2 separate regions of the Mus musculus genome follow, and region 1 is linked to region 2. A link is a loop called in an ENCODE intact Hi-C map of the cell type or tissue named here. Cell type or tissue: heart. All regions are shown on one strand. Links, peaks and the distances in the headings refer to the core of each region. The heading gives the core; the rest is flanking DNA.

Region 1 (5,378 bases), core at 313-5,312, 170 kb after region 2:
AGAATAAAGCTTTGCCGCAGAAGATTCTGGTCTGTGGTGTTCTTCCTGGCCGGTCGTGAGAACGCGTCGAATAACAATGATGCATTGCTATTATGCTGCTACAATACAGTAAATTAATATTTCATAAATATAAGTATATTATAGCTAGGCATGGTGATAAATGCCTTTTTAATCTCAGCACTTAGAAAGCCGAGGCAGGTGGATCTTTGTGAGTTCGAACCCAGCCTGGTCTATAGAACGTGTTCTAAGACAGCCAGGACTACACAGATGATAGGAAATAAATAAATAAATAAATAAATAAATAAATAAATAAATAAATGGAGTTTTATCACCTGCTCTATCAGGTATAGCTGAAGCACTTTCGAACAGCCCAACCCATGTAAAATTATCATTACCATCCCCATTTTGCAAATGAAGGTGAGAAAAAAAAATCTAACCAATGATCTCAAAGTCTGTGGCGAGATAAGGAGTTGAACTTCCCACTCAGGAGGAGGCTCTAAGGGCATGGCAGGCATGGTGGCACAGACCTGTAATTCCAACCAGTCAAAAGGCAAGAGAATTATTACATGTCCTGGAGCTGCCTGGGCAACTCAGGGAGGCACTGTCTCAAAATAAAAAGTAAAAAGATACCTGGTGATTGGTGCCACAGCTCAATGGGAAAAGACTTGCCTAAGATGCAGGAGACTCTGAGAGACGGAGTGGGGCAAGAGCTGGAGAGATAGCTGAGTTGGTAAACTGCTTGCTACAAATGCACGAGGGCCTGAGTTCAATTCCCAACACCCACACAAAAAGCCAGACATGGTGGTGCACATTCGGAATCTGGCGGGGGGTTGGGGGGGGGGGCAGAAACAGGTGAATTCCAAAAGCTCACAAGCTAGACACCTAGCTTAATTGTCAAGTTCCAGGTTCCAGTGAGACACTATCTTTAATAAATCATGATGGAACCTGGAGAGATGGCTCAGCAGTTAAGAGCAATGGCTGGTCTTCTGGAGTACCCAGGTTAGACTCCCACAACTCCAGATCCAGGGAAGCTGATGCCCTCTTCTGGTCTCCTTAGGCACTACATGAACGTGGTGTACAGACAGAGGCAGAAAAAACACCGACCCACAGAAAATTAAAAAATAAGTCTTAGCTGGGCAGGGGTGGTGCACACCTTTAAACCCAGCACTTGGGAGGCAGAGGCAGGCGGATTTCTGAGTTCGAGGCCAGCCTGGTCTACAGAGTGAGTTCCAGGACAGCCAGGGCTACACAGAGAAACCCTGTCTCAAAAAACCAAAAAAAGAAAAAAGGAAAGGAAAGGAAAGGAAAGGAAAGGAAAGGAAAGGAAAGGAAGAAAGAAAGAAAAAATAAATCTATTTTTAAAAGTTGAAGTACACAGCTCTTCAGTAACAACACCTGAGATTGACCTATGACCTATACCTAACACACTCGTGACACACACCAAGAAAAGAAACTAACTTATAGTCAAGAATAAATGGGTACTGTTATCAACTAGGATGGCAGATCTCATGTTAAGCATTCTTGCCACAATAAAATAAAACTCAGATGTTGAGGGTGAGGTTACATCCCAGTTTAAAAAATTAAAATAAAAAAAAATTTTTTAAAGAGCTTACGGTAGAGAAGTTTTATCTCTGTAGGCTGAAGTGGCCCCTCACAGCAGAGCCGTGATGCTGTCTCCTGTCTCTGCCTGATTATTGGGTTTCTCTCCCTTTGCAGCACGAGCTCTGGCTGCCTCTATCAAAGGCAGCAGGAACTTGCTGGAGTGCTGGAGGAGAGAGCTGCGTGTGACAGTAGGAGGAAGGGAAGTGGGTATTCTCAGTCGGGGGAGGGGTCACGACCTCAGTCAGCCTCAGCCTTTCACTGAGAACCGAAGCTCCTGGGAGGAGGGGCAGGCACTGCGGTAAGGAACAGTCCCCGTTATCTAAGAGGCACCGGAAAGCAAGTAATTATCTTTGAGATGGAAGCCAGCTGCACCAGCGAGCAATGAAGAGAGGGAGCAGAGACAGAAGGCAGGGAGCAGGGCAAAGAAGCAGAGAAGGGAAGTGGGGGTCGGGGGAGGCAGGCAAGGCATGTCATGAACAAGATCTATGGCATGCTCACCTACCCTAGTCAGAACTTTCATATTTGCCACTTCTTGTGACAGAATAAAACCTATGACGGCTCAGGTTCCTACTCACAAAGCTGTCTAGTTCTATACATCCCCTCCGACCACTAAATGAGCAGGCAGTCCTGGGACAACACTGCCACCTTCTGGAAGTAAGGAGAACTGTCGTTATTTCCAGCTTACCCACCACCAAGAGTGTTCTTCACCTCACCTTCACTGCTGCCTAGTGGTTCCCACCCCAAGGCCTTTGTACTAGCGGTTCCCAGCCCTCCAGTCCCAGGAGGGCTCCTCTACCTCCAGATATTCTCACACTCAGTCTTTCTTTGCCTCTGGTCCTCTCAGTTGTCACTTCTATGAAGAGGCTGTTTGCTGACCACTCGTCTAATGTAACCCCAGGTCTGGCATGGTGATACACACTTATAATCTCAGCACTTGGAAGGTAGAGGCAAAAGGATAGGTCAAGGCTCATCCTTGGCTACATAGAAACCCAACGTGAGACTGAAAAAGCCCTAAAATAAATAAATTAGAAGGCCCTATCCTCACTGTTTCCTTCCCACAGGCCATTGTCTGGAAGCACATAGTCCCGGGCTCTCACCACAAGAAAATACTACAACACCTGTCCATTTGTGCAACTACACTCAATAAACTTAGACTGCTAGCATTGCTGGCTATGAGACTCTTCATTCATCCAGGGTAAGCCATCCTGAGCTCAAGGACCCAAGTTCAAAGGCCACGGGGATGAATTGCAGATTTCCATTCGTTCTATGTCTATGTCAAGGGCGTCACACTCCCCCACACACCGGCTTGACCTCACATACACAGCAGACCCGCTTTGCAAATCCCCCAAGCACGAGACCCCAGTTTCCATGGAACTCCTTTCACACTCTGAGGTGTTGTCTGAGATGGACCGCTAGTGTAGCCTGCAGCCCTGAGTCACCATGAGATTCAGCCCCACGCTCCTCAGTAACACATTCATGGTGCTTTGGCCTCCCTATGCCAGTCTCCAGGGAAGCAGCTCACTTCACCTGTCACCTTAGCCCCACATTCAGTGAACGCCCTGAACAGACTTTCCCATACCCCTACAATACATCCTTCCACAGTCTCCCACTGGGTCGTGGAGAAGGACACACTGCTTAGGAAACAGCTCCTTACACTTCCTGACCCCGAGTCCTGGATGTTCTCTCTGTTCCAAACTCCTAGAGAATTCTCTTTTCGGCTGTCATGTGCTGTCCCTCCAAAAGGAAGTTCCCACTCCTCCCAAATCTTTACAGGGATTACCTCATGCTTTGGGGTGACTACTAAGTCTCTACAGCCTGAACTCTTTGCAGGCGAGACCATTTGCAACTGACTCCTCGTTATCTTCTGTAATAGGACTGAGCAAAGGGATATACTGAGTGCCTTTTGTATCGCCTTTAGTGTGTTAGCTTATTTCATCCTAAACATCCCCGTGAGACAGAGAATCTTGTCATCTGCACCTTCAGGGTCAGGAGGTCAGGGCTCTGCCCTCACATGACCGCATCAATGACTAACCGAGCCAGGATTCAACAAAGGAATCCCAGCCCCTGAAGCAGGGCGGGCTTAAAGTGGGTGCTCATTGAATATTCATGAGACATGGACAACCTACATTCCTCCTGCCTCTGTCTGACCTTGGCACTGACAGCTCCATCAAAGGCACAGAGCACTGGTGTGCTTGCTTCCCCAGCTCCAGTTCTGACCCAGTTGTCGCAGACAAGTTTCTTCCCCTCCCTTCCTCCTGCCCAAACCTTGAACAGAAAATGATCCAGCTGGGACCAGCAGAAGAGATGCTCTTGGCAAGCCTGAGATTTCTGTTCTGTTCGTTTGTTTTCAGAACACAAGTCTCTTTAGAGCACAGCCTGGGGGGCAGGCTCTACAGTAACAAGAGTACTGCCCTCCTCTTTTTTGTTCTTCTTTCTGATTAGTTTTTTGAGTGAGGGTCTTATTATGTAGCTCAGAATGCCCTTAGACTTACGGTAATCCTCCTGCCTCTGCCTCTGGAGTACCAGGATTACAGGCATGCATCGAGCTCACAAGCCTAGATGTGGATGGGAAGGTGGCATGGTAAGTTTGTAACTGAGACTAGACACTGGACAGAGGCACCTCTGGAAGATTCAGAAGTGCGGGTACCTCAGCCCACTTCCTTCTGGTTGTCTTCCTCCTCTCTGTGACCAGTGCACTATTTCTAATTCATTGCCACTGTGTCTCCACTCTGTTTGCTCAAAACACGGTTATCTTTGCACTCTTCCTGATGCCCCACTGACGACAGGGCCTCTCGGAAGCACGGCCACCACCTCTTTTCACCTTGACTGGGTTTGTGTGAGCATCCTGAACTAAAAATACAGAAGGGCATACAGGCACAGGTCCCTGAGGTCTGAAAGCCCACACCAGTGTGTATCCCCAGGACCCCTGCCTGCAAACAGTGGTACACACTCAACACTCACAGAGACTAAGAAAGAAAAGACAAAGGTAAAATGGTTCTCTCTCTCTCTCTCTCTCTCTCTCTCTCTCTCTTCCCCCCCCCCCCATCCTTCTTAAAGTATCTAAGTGTTTTGCCACCATATATTACATACCTAGTCCCTAAGAAGAGGGTGTTGAGTCCCCTGGAGCTGGAGTTACAGATGGTTGTGAGATATGTGATGTGGGTGCTGGAAACTGAACTCAGGTCCTCTGAAAGAGTGGTGCTTACTCTACTCTAAACTGCTGAAGTGTCTCTCCAGCCCAGCAAGATGGTTTCAACAGAATTAGAATCCTAGTAAATTCCTGAGCTCATACCATGTGGGTAAAACCCTTAGGCTCCCCCTTAACAAGACCAGATGCCATCCCATTCCAGTGAGTTAGCCCTAGATCCACAGACAACACAGGGGCACATCTCTGAACACAGCCTTCCCATTGTCTGGAAACTAGCATGCTCCCAAGGGAAGACGGGTGTGCATCAATTCCCAAGGTGATGGGGCTTCCGTCAGGAACTTGGGATTCTGGGGGGGGGGGGGGGGTCCAACCAGATGTCACAATACTCAAGAGCTGAGGCAGGAGAATCACCACAAGTTCAAGGCTAGCCTGAACTACAAAATGAAACCATGCCTCAAAAATAAAATGATATAGGGGTGGGATAGGAGGAATGAGAAGAGCCAGCTCCCAGGACTAGAGAGGACGGGAGGGGACGTGGCAAGCTCTGAGACATCACGGCTGGTTTTGTCCAGCTGTAGTGGGATGTGGTACTAGGAGTGTTTGTGTGTATGTGACCTTGAGTGACCTT
Region 2 (5,378 bases), core at 213-5,212:
GTTGTCCTGGCTAGTTTTACATCGACTTGACACAAGCTAGAGTCATTTAAAAAGGAGGAAAACCTCAGTTGAGAAAAATGCCTCCATAAGACCCAGCTGCAGAGCATTGTCTTAATTAGTGGTTGCTGGCAGGGTTGGGGGGGGGGGGGGCAGCCCATTGTGGATGGGGCCATCCCTGAGCTGGTGATCCTAGGTACTGTATGAAAGCAGGCCGAGCAAGCCAGGAAGAGCAAACCAGTAAGCAGCATCCCTCCATGGCCTCTACACCAGCTCCTGCCTCCAGGCTCCTGCCCTGTTAGAGTTCCTGTCCTGACTTTGATGATGAACAACAGTATGAAAGTGTAAACCAAATGAACCTTTCTTCCCCAATTTGCATTTTGGTCATGGTATTTCATCACAGTAGAAACCCAAACTGGTATTTTACAATTTCAATATTATTTCAACAGCTTTAGTGATGTTTCTACCCGCTAAACATCCAGATATGTTTTTAGGTTATCAATATAATTCAGGTTCCCACTAACACTCTATAATTAAGAAGCAAAAATCTACAAACTCCAATTAGAAATGTGTTCACAATGGCTCTTTAGCTGCCCCCTCATCCATTGGGTGATTTGTGGCTACTCTGTGTCCTAACCACTGGCTGGGAACGATTGATGCAGTGAGAGATGCTCACCCACTGTTGTTGGGCCAACCAAACTCAGTCTGATGAGACTTAGTCTAGAACCAAGTACTGTCTGCGCTGTTCTCTTAAAGATAAGAACTGTGGACTATGAGTTAACAAAAACAGTGTGAGTGTGTGTGTGTGTATGTGTGAGTGTGTGTGTGAGTGTGTGGGTGTGGGTGTGAGTGTGTGGGTGAGTGGGTGGGGGTGGGTGGGGGTGTGAGTGGGGGGGGGTGAGTGGGTGTGAGTGGGTGAGTGTGTGTGTGAGTGTGTGTGTGTGAGTGTGTGTGTGAGTGTTTGTGTGTGTGAGTGTGGGGGTGGGGGTGGGGGTGTGAGTGTGTGTGGGGGTGGGGGGAGTGTGAGTGGGTGTGAATGGGTGAGTGTGTGTATGAGTGTGTGTGTGTGTGTGTGAGAGAGAGAGAGAGAGAGTGTGTGTGTGAGTGTGTGTGTGTGACTGTGTGGGTGGGTGTGTGGGTGGGTTTGTGAGTGTGTGTGGGTGTGGGTGTGTGAGTATCTGTGTATGTGTGTGTGTATGTGTGGTGTGGTTGCATGTGTGCATGCGCACATGCATGTATGTGCTCAGATGCATTCACCAATGCCTGTATATGAAGTTCATCTTTCTCTATTGGTCTCCCCCTTCTTGAGATGGGGTCTCTCACTAGACCTTGGTACGGCACTTTGGCCATGCTGGTTGCAGTCCTCTCTGTCCCCTGGTGTTACCCTTGGCTATTTATGATGGTGCTGAGGATCCTAACTCGAGTACTCATATTTTAACAGCAATCATTTTACCCACTGAGCCAGCTCCCCAGTCAAAAAGGCTTCTTCAGAGAGACGTTAAGAAGCTGGTCTACCAGCCTAGACCCCATTACAAGAGAAAACCCCCATAGCAACTTGAAGGGTGATGGTTTAATATAAAGAATTATTAACTATAAACTTTAAAGACTGTCAGAACTGGCAACACAGCCGCTATCCCTAGAGTGGAAGAGATTTCCCTGGAAGAGCTGTCCCACCCAAGGACTGGTCCAGCTCTGCCTGGCTCTGCTCCTGGAGGGTAAACCTCCATGATCCACAGCAGCAGAGCTTACTAGGCATCTGTCTCTCTCCTCAGGGAGCTGTCTCACTGGGAGAAATGCACCTCCAGACCACTGGGAATGTGGAGACAAGGAGGGATTAGAGGATAAGCCAAGGGTCAGAGAGGGCTGCTAACCACTGTGCAGTCCATGAACTTTGCACTGGAGGGGCTGTGTGCAGGCCAGACTGGCCCTAAAGAAGGTTCTCTGTAGTAGGAGCCAGCCCTCAAGATGCAGAGAGTGCTACAGGAACCTATCACAGAAGCCCCTAAAAGTTTCTCTAAGTAGCACAGCAGATAGGGAAAAGACCTTTCAGCAGGCCCTCACTTGCACCTGGCTTAGAACACAGCCAACGGATCTGAACCCATTTTCACCATCTAGACAGTAAAGAGGGCATTTATCACTGAGGCTGATGTAGCTGGACTCAGGACTAGAACGAAGCTAATAGACGATTACATAGTTACTGTGTCTGAAAAAGCTTTCTAGCTGTCACAAGCCCATTTTAATAAATCCAACAATTCGGCTCAAACAAAACAAAGGAACAGAGGAAAACTGAAAGCAGAAGCAAGATGAGGACAAGAGGGATGCCACTTCTGTCCTTTCAATGCAAAGAGACACCTGCATCTTGTTAATAAATGCCCCTTTAAAGACTTAAATTAGTTTGAGCTAGTTTTGATCCCTATCACAAAACCATCCTACTAAATACTAGCTGTTAATAATGACGTCCTCAAATTAAAGTCTTAATAACAATAACACAAGTACACACACACACACAAATACACATACTCACACATAGATGCATGCACACACATATACACACACTTGCACATGCATACATGCAACATACACATACATACAAATGCCTGTGTATATACATATACACATATACACATACTCTCACATACATACACACACATACACATGTACTTACACACTCACATACACACATACACATGCATACACATAAAAACACAAACATGCATACATATACACACACCACATACACATGCAAATGTACACATACATACATGCACATAAAAACACACATACACACACAGATACATGCACACACATAAATACACACACAGAACACATGCACACACACAGCATACACATACAACATACACAAACACACATGCGTACAACACACACATATACACATCCTTTCCTACTGTATTCAGTATTATGCTTGAAGAGTAAAGCCGAATTTCACCTATACCCTATAGTCCACTTTTCTAGCATTTTCCTCACATTTCTTATTAGTAATAAATTTTTATAAAACTTAGAGATCTGTATTTTAATTTTTTACATGTTTTCATTTACTGTGTGAGCATGCATGTGTGGTAGTCAGAGGACTACTTGCAACAGTCAGTTCTCTTCTTCCACCAGGTGGGGGACCCAGAGATCTAACACAGGTTCAGCAGGCATGGAGGCAAGCTAGCATCATCACTCTCTGAACCATCTAGCTACACACACACACATATACATGTGTATGCAGTGTCTTAGAAGGAGATTATTAAAATCCATCTGATGCCCTGCACAAACTTCCCACCATCTTGTGTGTGCCGATCTTGTGTGTGCCGGTGTCACCAGGCCTGATCAGTATCTACCTCATTGTTTTCTCATGGAGCTGACTGGGCGCAGCTTGCTTTGATCACTTGCTTCTCTTAAATGGGCTGTTTCATGTTATTATTCCATATTATGGGGCCAGTTCGCCAGCTTTGTTCTTGGGTGTGCCTCTCTCTTTCATTTATCTTGCCCCTGATCCTGCTAGCAGAGGGAACACTGGCCCATGGGTGTGAGCATCTGTTCCCCCTCCCCACCCCACCCCCGCAGCTGTTTGTCCCTGGGGCCTCGAGTCATACCTGCCCTCTGATCATCTGTTTTGGTTTGGAGAAGGCAGCCCAGCTGTTTTCCATTTTAATAGAATCTCCCGCTCTTTCAGCCTCACCAAGCTCTCGCCCATTTATTTCCTCATGATGCTGCTCTTTCCTCCCGGCATCCCCTATTTCAGGATTTCTGTCCTTCCTGCAGCCACCATCCGTCTTCATGTACAATTCCTCCTCTCAGGCTTCCTATTTTAGGACCTGTTCACGGTTCTATTCTCCTTGGTAATTCCTTTGATATTCCTACAAAATCCTGTTTTATAGGATATGCATTTTTCCACTAGGGCAGTAATTGTGGAAAGAATCTCCCTAGGTGAGGGGTAGATTTCTCTCCACCCTGTAGATTTAGGACAGGCTTCTGTCTAACCTGTAGGTAGGGGACAAGTGTCTGAGCCTGAGACTAGTCCATGGGAAATAGATTCTTAAGTAGAGTCTGTACACTGAATCCGTGGTTCCCAAAGCATCGGACTACAACAGAATTCTCCACGTGCTCATCTAACATTACACATCTTTTGAGGCATACTAGTGCACCACTTCAATTCCAGCCCTTTGGAGGCAGAAGCAGGCAGGTCTACATAGCAAGCTCCAGGACAACCAGGGCTTCTTAGTGATACACTGTCCCAGGACACACACCCCTCCAAAAACTGCAGCTCCCTGGGCCTTACTCCAGAGTGATTGAATTATAAAAGTCTCAATACCTTAAATGAGCATTCTAGAGAAAGTTTCCCTGAGTCGTACTTATACAAGGAACAGCCTCTTTCCTGAATGTGGAAGAGGATAGCAATACTGGGTTGGTTTTCTGGGCCAACTTGACACAAGCTAGAGCCACGAGAGAAAGGAGCCTCAGTTGAGGAAATGCCTCCATGAGATCCAGCTGTAAGGCATTTTCTCCATCAGTGCCAACTTCGGGCTGGTAGTCCTGAGCTCTATAAGAAAGCAGGCTGAGCAAGCCAAGGGAATCAAGCCAATAAGCAGCACCCTTTATAGCCTCCGCTTCAGGTCCTGCCTCCAGGTTCCTGACCTGCTTGAGTTCCTGTCCTGACTCCCTTTGTCAAAGACCAGTGACATGGAAATGTAAGCAGAATAAGCCTCTCGTGTCCTACTTGCTTTTCGGTTATGGTGTCTCACTGCAGCAATAGCAAACCTAACTAAGACAATGGCCTAAAGTTGAGAACAGTCTTCTCTAAGGTCTCTGTACAGCCTGATGCTTCGGATATCATTTCCACCTGAGGAAAAGGGACAGAAAGTCCTAACTCTTAGATCACTACCATAAAGCGACTAATGTGTCTTAGATTTCCTCTCTGGAACTTAACTCTGGCTCCTATAAGGAGTGGCTGCCACGGGAGCACACAGTGTGCCGTTAAATGACTAAGAGGGATGCTGGAATGGACCACAGCAATGATTCAACCCATCCCACACTTCAAATTCAGAGGACCACTGAAATCAACAGAAACAGGCAAGATCTCCACAGCTGTGCAGATGTGAACCATCAGAACAGGCAAGAACAGCAGCACCCCACCTTACCCCCGAGGCAATCAATACAAGAACAGCTGAATGAAGGCGTGGCTGTATTAGGCTTGGGTCGGGGCTAGTAACACATCAACAAGACTGGGCTGAGGAATACCCAGAGAGCATAGAAAACGTTAATTTTGGATGTGTCTATCTGGGGCATCCAGAATCCATTGATTTGAAGTACTAGGCTGAGTCACCATCACTCTCACCATGGGAATGGGAATCCTACAATCCAGGAGGGCCTGAAAG

Evidence for each region. Hi-C counts contacts between places; a loop is a spot of excess contacts. Peaks named below come from ENCODE experiments on the same cell type or tissue, not always from the same donor. Only the 100,000 strongest peaks of a DNase experiment are listed, where the experiment ranks them.
Region 1: a loop joins it to region 2, with 8 times the contacts of the local background. A loop is called at or near these places in 25 of 42 quality-filtered maps.

The regions. Positions count from the first base shown.
Region 1 is chr11:74,545,321-74,550,698 of GRCm38, forward strand. The region is part of intron 2 of Rap1gap2 (RAP1 GTPase activating protein 2); the gene reads right to left. Among named protein-coding and RNA genes, the nearest start is that of Rap1gap2, 42 kb to the right of the region's middle. In heart, for the core only: CTCF peaks have their summits at 1,055 (motif pointing left) and 2,249 (motif pointing left); a DNase peak (open chromatin) is centred at 1,891; H3K4me3 peaks cover 773 bases; H3K27ac peaks cover 2,212 bases.
Region 2 is chr11:74,373,871-74,379,248 of GRCm38, forward strand. No RefSeq gene overlaps it. Among named protein-coding and RNA genes, the nearest start is that of Olfr412, 12 kb to the left of the region's middle. In heart, for the core only: a CTCF peak has its summit at 3,126; no DNase peak of the experiment used is centred there.